Linked DNA regions of Homo sapiens: region 2 is linked to region 1. The links are chromatin contacts, found by Hi-C or POLR2A ChIA-PET in ENCODE. All regions are on one chromosome and are shown on one strand. Each heading gives the region's core, a stretch centred on a gene start or an enhancer-like site at or near the end of the contact. The rest is flanking DNA. Distances are from core to core; before and after follow the strand shown.

Region 1 (2,779 bases), core at 258-2,757:
TGAACTAGGAATCAAGGTAATTCACTAGAGGTGAGTAAGAGGAAGATAAAGTTGAGGGGTGGATGGGGAGGAGAACTTCAGTGTACTCTCCTGAGGTCAGGTGGCATCATATTGTTTCTTGCTGGGCCTGGCTGTGTCTAGGTCTTCTGCTCTCCATCAGTACGAAATCTAGGGCAACTGCAGAATTTCTCGTTTCATGATTAGTTTGTGTATTATATGCAAATTGCCAAAAGACTGATCAGATATTTACATGGTCTATTCAATTTGGATTTTGTTAACTAAATGCTGTGAATTTTTTTAATTAATTTTTTTTTTGAGACAGAGTCTCGCTCTGTTGCCCAGGCTGGAGTGCAGTGGCACAACCTCGGTTCACTGCAAACTCCGCCTCTTGGGTTCAAGCAATTCTCTTGCCTCAGCCTCCCAAGTAGCTGGGATTACAAGCATGTGCCACCACGCCTGGCTAATTTTTGTATTTTTAGTAGGAACGAGGTTTCTCACCATGTTGGTCAGGCTGGTCTTGGACTCCTGACCTCAAGTGATCTGCTCACCTCAGCTTCCCAAAGTGCTGGGATTACAGGAGTGAGCCACAGCAAATTAAAATTAAAATTAATTTGTTAATTTTTGTTAATTAAAACTACTATCACAGAAACTGTTATTTACAGCACTTTTAATGAACAAACAGATAAGCCCTGTGGTTACATAGCAATTGACTTTTCTTCTGGCTGTGAAGCCAGAGTAACCACAGAAGAGTCATTTAGTCATGACTTTTGTCTAGATTTTGCTGTTCATGAGAAGGCAGAAGTGGGCTGAACAAGCCATATATTCATTCTGGACTTGAAATGCAGAAGTGTGTGCTCAGTTAGTTTAATTAAAAAATTTCTCAGTTAACATTTAAAAATATTTTTGAATATTTTAAAAATTTTAAGTACTTTATACACTGGCCAGTTATTGAATGCTTGAATGTTTGTTGAAGTTCCCTGTGTTCAAGACTGTTTGCTTCCCTAGAGGAGAAAATAATTAATGTTCTAAAACACAGCATGAACATATTTTATATGTTGAGATAGATAGGCAGCAATAAACTATAAACTAGATGAGATAGTATATCTACACAGCCTCTGAGTTGAGAAAAATTAAAGAATCCTTAAGTTAAACACACACACATGTGCACGCACACACACACACACACATACCCAGAAACACAGAAATGGGTCCCATAAGGAAAAAGGTAATTTATTGTACATGATGCTGTAGTTTCTAGAGACTTAGAGTGTTGTCTGGCTAGCGACTAAAGTAAGAGTCTGGTTTTGACTCCTAGTTGAGCACAGGTGCCAAGGTGGGTCATTTTTCAAAGGGTGGTGTTCTCATAGTGGTACCCTTTTTGTCTCTAGTGTTGAAGTGGTGATGTTGATGCTTCTGAGGAGATAGTATTTTCTCCCAGCCCCGACAACTGCGCTTGCAGAGATCAAGCCTGACCCAGAGATAGTGTCTCACAGCTTTTTGGCTGTATTCATTGGTAAAGAGTCAGTTGCTTGTCATCAGTAATAACAAGTTTCAGTTTCATCACAGGAAAATGTGAGCCAGGAAGGGCATTTAGAAATCAACCAAAGTTGGCTGGGTGTGGTCGCTCATGCCTGTAATCCCAGTGCTTTGGGAGGCCAAGGTGGGATGATTGCCTGAGCTTAGGAGTTTGAGACCATACTGGGTAACATAGTGAGACTGACTACAAAAAAAAAAAAAAAAAAAAAAGGTGAGAGAGAGAAATCAACCAAAGGCCTGTGGGAGACTGACCATTGTCATAGGTGGAAGGCTAAACAGGGTTGTGGGAGTTTCAGAAATGGGGGAGCATTGTAGTTTGAAGTGATGGAGGAGGGCCAAACAGAAAAATAAAAAATCACCTCAGCAGGGAAGCGTGAAGTACAATAAACATATGGATGAAAACAGAACAAGACATGAAAACTTATTTAGTTTTTAAATTTCTGCACACAGGAGAAAGTACGTGCTATGAGTTGGCTCCTTTCACCATACCAAGATGCCTATGCTAGAAGCTTTGAGTGCTGCTTAAAATATTGCTACAAGGTCATGCAGCCTCTGAAGGAGCTTCTTAAGCTGGCCCTAAGTATTATGTTACTATCTTTCTATGCTTTCTTTTTTCCCTGGAGAATAGGTTTAGTTTATGATCCCAACTCCTACTTCTCTGTAGATAATGCTTGCCTCTATTTCTCCAGCCCCCAATTTTCACCTGCGTTCAAACACTATTTTTAGCTGCCTTCTTAGATGCCTTCATTATTATGAACTCATTCAGAAATCATTGTGTCCAAGCCTGAATTTATCTTCCTTTAAAACCTCCCTAAGTTTCTCCCAGTTTTATCTGTGTAATACTGAAATAGTTTAAGTCCCTAAAAACATTCATTACCTCATCCTATACAATTTCCTTGAAATAGTTCTTTACTTACTTTGTTTTATCTTCCTTCCCCTTTTTACTGTCACCTTTAAAACCTCACATTCTCAAGTAATAACCTCTTACCTTATCTTCCTACTGCTAGATAGAGACTCTCCAAACATTATTTCTACTATGAAACCATTTATTGCTTTCCATAGCCTAAAGGGGAGACCATGGATCCTGAGTGGCCTACAGAGAGGTAGGCTCGATAAGAAGGAGATGGAGCGTGTTATAAAGGCGTCTGTCACCACACACATATGGATTTCTCAAGTTTCATATTGAGCTGGCTCAGTGCTCCATCAAAGTTGGAGGCAATGATTGAAGTCAGAGACCTGGTGC
Region 2 (2,700 bases), core at 111-2,610, 47 kb after region 1:
CCAGCACTCTCATATTTTGTCTTTGCTTCTCCCTTTAAAGTATCTGTGCAGTATAGACAAGAGTCAAACTGAAAACAAGGTTTTCTTAAGCGCTTTGTGGAGTGTGGCTACTGTCTTTGATGTTCATGAGAAATCAGAACTTTTAGTAATAGCAACTGAAACCCAGACATACCAAAGTAAGGAGAATGAAATTTTTGAATAGATATTAATGTTGATGTTGGCTTTACCTTTAAGCACATATGTTACCCATCAATGTTTGAATTGTAGGCTGTCACTCTTTATATATGTATGTCCTTTGTTCTCTTATTCCAGGGTGCTTTGAGCACATTCTATAATTTTTTTTCCAGCAACTCTATGCAGCCTAGGAACAAGGATGGAGAAATTAGATGCAGAAATGTAATAAGTCTTGAGGATTAGTAAAGGCACTACCCCTTTCTATTTAAAAGAGGCTTAGATTTATGGTTTGAGTAATTTTTAAAGTATGACATTTTAAACTCCATACATTTTTATTAGGTTGTAAAGTCTACTTTATGTCACCAGATAACAATGTCTTGAAACATGGAACCATTAAAAGATTATGTGGTGTATGATGCACAAACAAACTGTGGAATTCACAGGTACATGTGATTTGGCATAGGTGCTATAAAAAGATAAAGTTATTTGATAGCTTTTCCAATGAAATAGTAAACAATGAACACTATCCCTCCATATAGCAAATAAAATTCTAACTGATTAATGCATTTCATATATATTTTTTACAGTGCAGACAAATAGGATTTATATAATTTTGTCAATAAAAGATTTAAGCCAGTTATCAGTCTTCAAGTGTTTGTGATGGATTATTATGTGATAGACATTGAGATGGAAAAGAATCTATTCTTGTTTCTAGAGGAACTCTAACTAGAGGGACAGTGCACACAGACACACACACCAATCAAACATTGACTTGAGAGAGGAAAAGTGATTCATTAAAGACCCCCTACAAGATGATCTATTTACTCACTGGGTTCTAAGAAACTGAAGCAATTGAATCTTTCAGGGATTTCTGTTGCATTTTGATTGTCTGTCTAAGAGGCCTAGTTTTACTGAATTTATTTTCTCATACTATTATTATTATTAATTTTAAAGTTGACCATTTTTACCTTCATTTATAAATGATACTTGTTATGGTAAGGAATCATGACGTCAAAGATTCTGAGAGCAAACAGACTCTGGAGGCCACATAGTTCTAGAGATGAGGGCATTGAATCCCAGAGAGGTGATGGGTCTGGGCCAAGGCCTCATAGCTCTGCTAGTTGACAGTAGAGGCAGAACTTCTGTAGGGATCCTTAGCAGTACCGAAGGTGTTGGTCACTAAGCTGTACCTAGTGCACGGATGTGGGGAGTTGTGCTTCTGTGACTGTAGAAGAAAGAGTGGGGGAAAAAGGGAAGTTAAACCCTATCCTTCAGTTAACTAGAGAAGGGAAACTAGAAATTGATGAGAAGAGCAAGTATCAAAAAGATGCTAAGAGAGCCTGAATCTCTAGATCCTTGATTTGGTCATAATTCCAAAGAAAGGACTTAAATGTGTTGAATTTGAGAAGTTATTAAGATTTGGTGTTGACACTATAAGTTAAGTATTAATGAAAAAGTTACCAAGTATTGCATTTTAATATTCTTTTTTTCTTTTAAATTGCTAGCCAGAAATCACCTTTGAAATATGTGTTCTGTATAATAATTAAGCATTTATTTTAAAATAGAGCTCTGTTTTATTGTACCAGATAAGGAAGCACACTTATTTCCATCTCAGTAAACTGTACCTGAAACGTGGTTAGTGAACTGAAAATCAAGACCATTACTTCATCTTGCTGAGATATTTTTGGAGCTAATTATCAACAAGTCTTATAATTTTAGGTTATCACATTTGATATCCATGATATCTAGGTCCCTATGGAAGCTATGGAAGTTCTTGATAAATGGGTTAAGTAGCAAAGAGATAAGAATGAGCCCTGTGTCAAGCCACTGGGCAACTAACTCAGGTGGGCACAGATTCTGAGCCTGGGGAGTTTAGTCATTCAACTCTACGTTAAACCACTGAACGCCACTAGCATTTAGCCTCTACTTCTTCACTGGTATTCATGGAGATTATGAAAGATGAAATGTATTATAAACTCTAAATACACAATAGTTATGGAGTTCTGCTCTTATACTTAGTTGAATTCTCAAAAATGGAAATGAACTCAGCCTCATATAATGTGTTCTTAGTGCATCCACGATGTCTTCTAGTGACCTATCATTTCCCCTTCTTAAGTTCACAAGCTATCTGTTTATTAATGTCGTGGATAATATTTTATTTCTTTTTCTTTTTTTCTAGACACAAGGTCTCACTGTGTTGTTCAGGCTGGTCTTGAACTCCTGGACTCAACTGATCTGCCCACCATGGCCTCTCAAAGTGGTGGGATTACAGGCATGAGACATTGTGCTCAGCCTGCCTTTGATAATATTTTCATTATTTGAGTTTGTGAAATCTAACTTCATTCTTCTTTTGAAAACGGAGACCTTAATTTGCTTTTCGTCAGTTACCTGGCACAGCTAGCCTTCTCTGCATTTCTTTAAAGATTCTTGAGATTCTTTCCTGTCTCACTCTCTCAAAGAAAATAAGTATAAGTGAATTACCACTAAGTACAAAGAACATTAAATTTAAACTTGCATGTTTCTAAT

What was found. Hi-C counts contacts between places; a loop is a spot of excess contacts on that map. ChIA-PET counts read pairs that join two places held with the same protein, here RNA polymerase II (POLR2A). Pooled maps may share reads with other maps.
Region 2: a map of GM12878 shows a loop between it and region 1 (4-fold over the local background). The contact joins two enhancer-like sites. A Hi-C loop is called at or near these places in 3 of 168 maps with a recorded cell type or tissue (B cell, CD14-positive monocyte and GM12878), 22 of 37 single-sample maps with no recorded cell type and 15 of 50 pooled maps. POLR2A ChIA-PET finds 5 or more read pairs at or near these places in 6 of 52 experiments (A673, GM12878, OCI-LY7 and 3 more).

Annotation. Positions count from the first base shown.
Region 1 is chr3:101,987,309-101,990,087 of GRCh38, forward strand. The region is part of intron 2 of RDUR (RIG-I dependent antiviral response regulator RNA); the gene reads left to right. Among named protein-coding and RNA genes, the nearest start is that of RDUR, 48 kb to the left of the region's middle. RefSeq lists an enhancer at 602-651. Within about 2 kb of position 1,508, at least 3 of the 41 ENCODE cell types and tissues checked have a DNase peak (open chromatin) inside an H3K27ac peak, as active enhancers do; they include GM12878, where a contact is called at or near this core.
Region 2 is chr3:102,034,816-102,037,515 of GRCh38, forward strand. No RefSeq gene overlaps it. Among named protein-coding and RNA genes, the nearest start is that of RDUR, 95 kb to the left of the region's middle. Within about 2 kb of position 1,361, at least 2 of the 41 ENCODE cell types and tissues checked have a DNase peak (open chromatin) inside an H3K27ac peak, as active enhancers do; they include GM12878, where a contact is called at or near this core.